Linked DNA regions of Homo sapiens: region 1 is linked to region 2. A link is an interaction called in ENCODE POLR2A ChIA-PET data of the cell type or tissue named here. Cell type or tissue: GM12878. All regions are shown on one strand.

What was found. ChIA-PET counts read pairs that join two places held together with the same protein. Peaks named below come from ENCODE experiments on the same cell type or tissue, not always from the same donor. Only the 100,000 strongest peaks of a DNase experiment are listed, where the experiment ranks them.
Region 1: POLR2A ChIA-PET joins it to region 2 with 5 read pairs; 3 of 35 experiments call an interaction of 5 or more read pairs at or near these places.

Annotation. Positions count from the first base shown.
Region 1 is chr11:75,248,570-75,252,569 of GRCh38, forward strand. No RefSeq gene overlaps it. Among named protein-coding and RNA genes, the nearest start is that of TPBGL, 9.8 kb to the left of the region's middle. In GM12878, a CTCF peak has its summit at 268 (motif pointing left); a DNase peak (open chromatin) is centred at 272.
Region 2 is chr11:75,047,415-75,051,414 of GRCh38, forward strand. No RefSeq gene overlaps it. Among named protein-coding and RNA genes, the nearest start is that of OR2AT4, 47 kb to the right of the region's middle. In GM12878, no CTCF peak of the experiment used is centred here; DNase peaks (open chromatin) are centred at 2,010, 2,257 and 2,688; H3K27ac peaks cover 2,459 bases.

The sequences.
Region 1 (4,000 bases), 200 kb after region 2:
GTTATCATAGCTCACTGTAACCTTGTACTGCTGGGCTCAAGCAGTCCTCCCGTCTCAACCTCATAAAGTGCTGGGATTACAGGCATGAGCCACCGCGCCTGGCTAACTTTGGCTTTTTAATACAATTACAACTTCTGGCCCTGCGTTTGGGATCTTTGTCCAGGGCTCTGTTTGGGCAGCCCCTGCTACTGGCTTAGTCTTGGTTCCTCCCCACAGGGAGCTGCAGCGACATCTATTGGCCGATCCGTGTGGGAGCCGAGTCAGCTTTAACTTTTCTTGGTATACATGCGTCATCTGCTGGTGGAGATGGGAAAGTGCCTTTCTTCGTTCAGTCAACAATCCAACAAGTATGTAAGTGCCTGCTGTGTGCCAAGCACTGTGCTAGGAAGATGAGGATACAATTTTAAAGAAAACTAGAGCCGGGTGTGGTGGCTCAGGCCTCTAATCCCAGCACTTCGGGAGGTCGAGGCCGGCGGATTGCTTGACCTCAGGAGTTTGAGACCAGCCTAGGGCAACATGGCGAGACCCCGGTCTCTACAAAAAATGCAAAAAATAGCTGGGCGCAGGGGCGCCCTCCTGTAATCCCACCTACTTAGGAGGCTGAGACGGGAGGATTGCATGAGCCTGGGAGGTGGAGGTTGCAGTGAGCCGAGATCATGCCACTGCACCCCAGCCTGGGCAGCAGAGTGAGACCCCATCTCAAAAAAAGAAAAAAGAAAAAGAAAAGAAAGAAAACCAATAAGATCTCTGTCCTTATAAAACAGTAATAGTAAAAACTAACACATACAGAATTTACTATGTGCCAGAGATTGTTCTAGGTACTTTATATATATTAATCCATCTTGTCCTGATGACAATTCTGTGAAGCAGTTATTCTTATTCCTACTTCACAAATGAGGAAACTAAGGCACGTAGAGATGAATAATTTGCTCAAGATCACACTCCTAATAAGAGGCCAAGTTAGGCTTAGAACTCAGGCTCTGCTCCAGAGCCCTCTTCTTATTTAGACCATAAACAAGCACGATACTTATGAGGGAAATAAGCAGGGTAATGTGAGAGTGAGTGACAAGGAGAGGTCTCCTTTGAGTGGGGTAAGTCATGAAAGACCCCTCTGAGGGCGACCTACCCTGAAGAATGGGAAGGAACAAGCTATGCAGAGAATCTAGGAAAAGTTAATCCAGGCAGAAGCAGCAGCGAGCACAAAGGTGCTGAGACCAAATACTCAAACATCAGGTGGAAGGCAAGTTCTGGCCACTCTACTCCTACACCTCCCCACACTGTCCTTAGACTCATTCCCCACCTGGTCGCAGCTTGGACTTCTCTCATCTGCATCCCTGCCCCAGCTTCCTCCCTGTTCCCCCAGCCTGCAGCCCCCCTCTCTGGTCCCACACTGCAGCCCACACTGCAGTGAAAATGCGTGAATCTGATCCCTCTCCTTACTCTGCCTAAAACCTGTCCCACTGTCTTCTGGATAAAAACAAAGATCTTTGAGGCCAGGTGCAGTGAGTGGCTCACACATGTAATCCCAACACTTTGGGAGACTGAAGCAGAAGGATCAGAGGACAGGTGTTGGAGACCAGGCTAGGCGATATAGCAAGAACTCATCTCTACAAAAAACAAACAAACAAACAAACAAACAAAAAGCTTTTTTTTTTTTTTAACTGATTATCTGTAACTTCCACCCACTAATCAAATCTCCTGCCAGCTTTTCCAGCTCCCTTCACTCTTGTCACTCCAATGTGGTTATAGTTGCCTGAAGGCCCCAGCTTGTCTCACCCTGAGCCTCCCTGTGTGCTGTTTCTTCTACCTGGAAGGTCTGTAGCCCCTCCTTGCCTACCTAATTCCCTTTTTACCCTTAAAAACTCAGTTCAAGACCAGGTGGGGTGGCTCACACCTGTAATCCCAGCACTTTGGGAGGCCGAGGTGAGCGGATCATCTAAGGTCAGGAGTTCGAGACCAGCCTGGCCAACATGGTGAAACCCCGACTCTACTAAAAATACAAAAATTGGCTGGGCATGGTGGGTGTGTGCCTGTAGTCCCAGCTACTCAGCAGAAGAATCACTTGAACCCGGGAGGTGGAGGTTGCAGTGAGCAGAGATTGTGCCACTGCACTCCATCCTGGGCTACAGAGTGAGACTCCGTCTCAAAAAACAAAAAACAAATAACAAAAAACAAAAACTCAGTTCAAGCATTTCGTCCTCTTGGAAGCTGCCTATTTCTCATCTTGGCCACTCTGGCTAAATGTGAGACCTCTCCTTAGGTGCTCTCATGGCACGCTGTGACTACACAACAGGCCCCCTCTGCAATACTCCTCATCAGCAATTCCAAACCTTTAGCATCATGCCTTATCCCCCAATTAATCTGTAAGCAATTTGACTGAAGGGATTGTCTTTTTTTTTTTTTTTTTTTTTTTTTTCTGAGACTGAGTCTCGCTCTATCGCCCAGGCTGGAGTGCAGTGGCGCAATCTCGGCTCACTGGAACCTCCACCTCCCCGATTTAAGAGATTCTCATGACTCAGCTTCCAGAGTAGCTGGGATTACAGGCGCCCACCACCATGCCCAGCTAATTTTTGTATTTTTAGTAGAGACAGGGTTTCACCTTGTTGGCAAGGCTGGTCTCGAACTCCTGGCCTCAAGTGATCCGCCCACCTCCGCCTCCCAAAGTGCTGGGATTACAGGAATGAGCCACTGCACCCAGCCAGGATTGTCTCATTTAATCTTAGTGTCTTCAGGGCCAGCAGAAGCCCCAACAAATGGTACATGCCCAGTAAATATCGTTTGCAGTTGTGAGCTGTAAATTGCTCCATTTCTTTTTATTGAAATTTATACAAAGTCCACTCTTTTTGGCATACAGTTCTATGAGTTTTGACAATTAAGATATAGAGTGTTCCATTGCCCCCCAAAATCCCTCTTCATAGCAGCCCTCCCCCCAAGTCCAGCCATTGGCAACTACTGCTTTGTTTTCTGTCTCCATCGTTTTACCTTTGACACAGTGTCATATAAGTAGAATCATACATGTTTGTCCTTTTAAATCTGACTTCTTTCACTTAGCATAATGCAGTAGAAACTCATCCATGTTGTAGGTATCATTATAGTTTGTTCATTTTTATTGCTGCGTAGTATTCCATCATATGGTTGTACAATCATTTATCCATTCAATAGCTGAAGAGCATTTGGGTGGTTTCCAGTTTTTGACAACTATGAATATAGCCACTGTAAACATTCATGTACAGGTTTTTGAAGGAATGTCACTTTTTATTTCTTTCTTTATTTTATTTTATCTTTTGAGAAAAGATTTCTCTCTGTTGCCCAGGCTGGAGTACGGTGGTACAAACACAGCTCACTGCAGCTTTGAACTCCTGGGCTCAAGCGATCCTCTTTCTTCAGTCTCCTGAGTAGCTGGGATCACAGGCATACACCACCATGCCTGGCCAATTTTTTCCTTTTTTGTAGAGACAGGGCCTCACCATATTGCTTAGGCTGGTCTTAAACTCCTAGGCTCAAGCAATCCTCCCACTTTGGCCTCCCAAAGTGCTTGGATTATAGGCATCAGCTACTGCACCCAGCCACTTTTTCTTTGAAGAGTGGAACTGCTGAATATTATAGTGAGTATGTTCAAATTTATTATAAGAAACTTCCACATTGTTTTCCAAAGTGTCTGTACCATTTTGCATTTCCACTAGCAGTGTATGAGAGTTCTAGTCCCTCTCCATCTTTGCCGAAACCATTTGTTGAAAACAACAACTGAATTTCCTTTGTGCCTTCGTTGAAAATCAATTGACCACCTATGTGCAGGTCTATTTCTGAATTCCCAGTTCTGTTCCATTGATATAGGTGTCTATTCTTTCACCACTGCCACACTGTCTTGATTACTGTAGCTTTCTAGTAAGTCTTCAGACCAGATAGTAGAGTCCTTCAACTTTGTTCTTCTTTATAAAAATTGCTTGGCTATTCTAGATTTTTTACCTTTCTATATAAATTTGGAATCAGTTTCTCTATG
Region 2 (4,000 bases):
TTACATAGGGTGTACCCAAAGTAACCAATGGAATCCTCTAGCGGGTATTTAAACTCCCCAAAATTCTGTAACGGGGCCTTTGAGCTCCTATGCTTTGGCCCACTCCCACGCTGTGGAGTGTACTTTCATTTTTTCAATAAACCTGTTCATCCCTTCCCTGCTTTGTTTGTGTGTTTTGTCCAGTTCTTTGTTCAAGATGCCAAGAGCCTGGACACTCTCCACTGGTGAAATCACTATTATCATTCAGTTCAAAGAATTTTTAAATTTCCCTCTTGATTTCATTGTTGACCCAGTGATCATTCAAGAGCAGGTTATTTAATTTCTATGTATTTGCCTGGTTTTGAGGGTTCCTTTTGGAGTTGATTTCCAGTTCTAATCTACTGTGGTATGAGAGAGTACTTGATACAATTTCAGTTTTCTTAAATTTACTGAGACTTGTTTTGTGGCCTATCATATGGTCTGTCTTGGAGAATGTGCCATGTGCTGATGAATAGAATGTATATTCTGCAGTTGTTGAGTAGAATGTTCTGTAAATATCTGTTAAGTCCTTTTGTTGTAGAATATAGTTTAAGTCCATTGATTCTTTGTAGACTTTCTGTCTTGATGACCTGTCTAGTGCTGTCAGTGGAGTATTAAAGTCCGCCACTATTATTGTGTTGCTGCCTATCTCCTTAGGTCAAGTAGTAATTGTTTTATAAATTTGAGAGCTCCAGTGTTAGGTGCATCTATATTTAGAATTGTGATATTTTCCTGCTCGACTAGTCCTTTTATCATTATATGATGTCCCTCTTTGTCTTTTATAACTGTTGTTGCTTTAAAGTTTATTTTGTCTGATATAAGAATAGCTCCTCCTGCTCATTTTTAGTGTCCATTTGCATGGAATATCTTTTTCCACCCCTTTACCTTAAGTTTATGTGAATCCGTATGTGTTAGGTGAGTCTCCTGAAGACAGTAGAAACTTGATTGGTGAATTCTTATTCATTCTGCCATTCCGTATCTTTTAAGTGGGGCATTTAGGTCATACACATTCAATGTTAGTGTTGAGATATGAAGAGCTATTCTATTCATAATGCTATTTTTTTGCCTGAATACCTTGGGTTTTTTTTTTCATTGTGTTATTATTATATAGGTCCCATGAGATTTATGCTTTAAGGAGGTTCTGTTTTGGTGTATTTCATGGATTTGTTTCAAGATTTAGAGCTCCTTTTAGCAGTTCTTGTAGTGCTGGCTTGGTAGTGGCGAATTCTCTCAGCATTTGTTTGTCTGGAAAAGAATGTATCTTTCCTTCATGTATGAAGCTTAGTTTCACAAAATTATTGGCTGATACTTGTTTTGTTTAAGGAGGCTAAAAATAGGACCTCAATCCCTTCTAGCTTGTAGGGTTTCTGCTGTTAATCTGATAAGTTTTCCTTTATGGGTTACTTGATGCTTTTGCCTCACAGCTCTTAAGATTCTTTCCTTTGTCTTGACTTTAGATAACCTGATGACTATGTGCCTAGGCGATGATCTTTTTGTGATGAATTTCCCAGATGTTTTTTGAGCTTCTTGTATTTGAATGTCTAGATCTCTAGCAAGGCTGGAGAAGTTTTCCTCTATTATTTCCTCAAATATGTTTTCCATACTTTTAGATTTATCTTCTTCCTTGAGAACACCAATTATTCTTAGGTTTGGACATTTAACATAGTTTCAAACTCCTTGGAGGCTTTGTTCATTTTTAAAAATTCTTTTTTGTCTCTGATGGATTGGGCAGATTCAAAAGCCTTGTCTTTGAGCTCTGAATTTCTTTCTTCTGCTTGTTCAATTTTATTGCTGAGACTTTCCAGTGCATTTTGCATTTCTCTAAGTGTGTCCTTGATTTCCAGAAGTTGTGATTGTTTTTTATTTATGCTATCTATTTCACTGAAGAATGTTCCTTTCATATCCTGTATCATGTTTTTGATTTCTTTAAGTTGGACTTCACTTTACTCTGGTACCTCTGTAGCAGGATGATCCACAGACAAAACCTCTCAGACACCAAGTTGTAGAAGGAAGGGCTTTATTCAGCTGGGATCATCAGCCAGCTACTGTCTCAAAATCCGAGCTCCCCGAGTGCACAATTTCTGTCCCTTTTAAGGGCTCACAACACTAAAGATTTCACATGAAAGGGTCGTGATTGATTTGAGCAAGCAAGGGGTACGTGACAGGGGCTGCATGCACCGGTAGTCAGGGAGGAACAGAACAGGGCAGGGAGTTTCACAATGTTCTTCTATACAATGTAAGGAATCTATGAATAACATCTGCTTCTAAATCATAAGTTGATTTTTAACTACTGGGTTTAGGCCAGGTGGGCCCAGGCCTGGTTTCGGGCCTGGCGCCAGGCTGCCTGTCTTTGGTTTTACTTCCTTGTTGTTTTTACTGAATATGAAACAATATAAAACAATGTGAGAGGGTCTTTCTCTCCTCTCACCTCCTTGATTAACTTAATAATCGACCTTCTGAATTCTTTTTCTGGCAATTCAGAGATTTCATCTTGATTTGGATCCATTGCTGATGTGAAAGGAAAATAAATCTTGGGGCCCCTAAATCACTAAGCTAAAGAGAAAAGTCAAGCTGGGAAATGCTTGGGGCAAACCTGCCTTCCATTCTATTCAAAGTCACCCCTCTGCTCACTGACATGGATGCATATCTGATTGCTTCCTTCGAAGAGGCTGATTAGAAACTCGTAAGAATGCAACTGTTCCTCTCACCTGTCTGTGACCTGGAAGTCCCCTCCCCACTTTGAGTCTTCCTACCTTTGCTTCAAGTTGTCCTGCCTTTCCAGACTGAACCAATGTACTTCTTATGTATATTGATTAATGTCTCATGTCTCCCTAAAATGTATAAAACTAAGCTGTGCCCTGACCACCTTGGGCTCATGTCGTCAGAACTTGCTAAGGCTGTGTCACGGGTGCATCGTCAACCTTGGCAAAATAAACTTTCTAAATTGAGACCTATTTCAGATTTTCTGGGTTCACACTGGTAAGCTGGTATGATCTTTTGGGGGTGTTAAAGAACCTTGCTTTGTCATATTATCAGAATTGTTTTTCTGATTCCTTCTCATTTGGGTAGACTGTCAGAGGGAAGATTTGGGATTCAAGGGCTGCTGTTCAAATTCTTTTGTCCCACCGGGTGCTCCCTTGATGTGGTGTTCTCCCCCTTCCCCTAGGAATGGGGCTTCCTGAGAGCTGAACTGTAGTGTCTGTTTTTGCTCTTCTGAGTCTAGCCACCCTGTGGAACTACTGGGCTCTGGGCTGGTACTAGGAGTGTCTGCAAAGAGTCCTGTGATGTGATCTATCTTGAGGTCTTAGAGCCATGGCTACCAGCACCTGCTCTGGTGGAGGTAGCGGGAGAGTGAAGTGGACTCTGTGAGGATCCTTGGTTGTGTTTTTGTTTGGTGCACCGGTTTTGTGTTGGTTGGCCTCCAGTCGGGAGGTGGCACTTGCAAGATCACATTGGCTGTGGTTTTATAGGAAGGATGCAAACCTGGTTAAGTATTCTGGTTTCTCAGGCGGTGGGCAGGGCCATAGAGATCCCAAGAGATTATAACTTTTGTCTTCAGCTAGCAGGGCAGGTAGAGAAAGACCACCAGGTGGGAGCAGGGATAGGTGTGTCTGAGCTCAGCCTCTCATTTGGCGGGGCTTGCTGTGGCTCCTGTGTCAGGGGGTGTGGTTCCCAGTCCAATGGAGTTATATTCCCAAGGGGATTATGGCTGCCTCTTCTGAGTCACCAAGGAAGTGGGGAAAGTTGGCAGTCTAAGGCCTCACCTTGCTCCCATGCAGCCCGCAGTGCTAAAGGCCAGCGTCACTCCCACTGTGCCCCCACAACAGTACCACGTCTATTTCCAGGCAGCCAGTGACCTGGGCTGAGAACTTGCTCCAGACCACGAGCCTTCCTGTTGAGAAACCAAGCAGACTCACAGTTTTTTGGCATCTCAGGGAGCCTGGATTGGTGATCCAGTTCCTTCAAAGGCTCTGTAGATTCT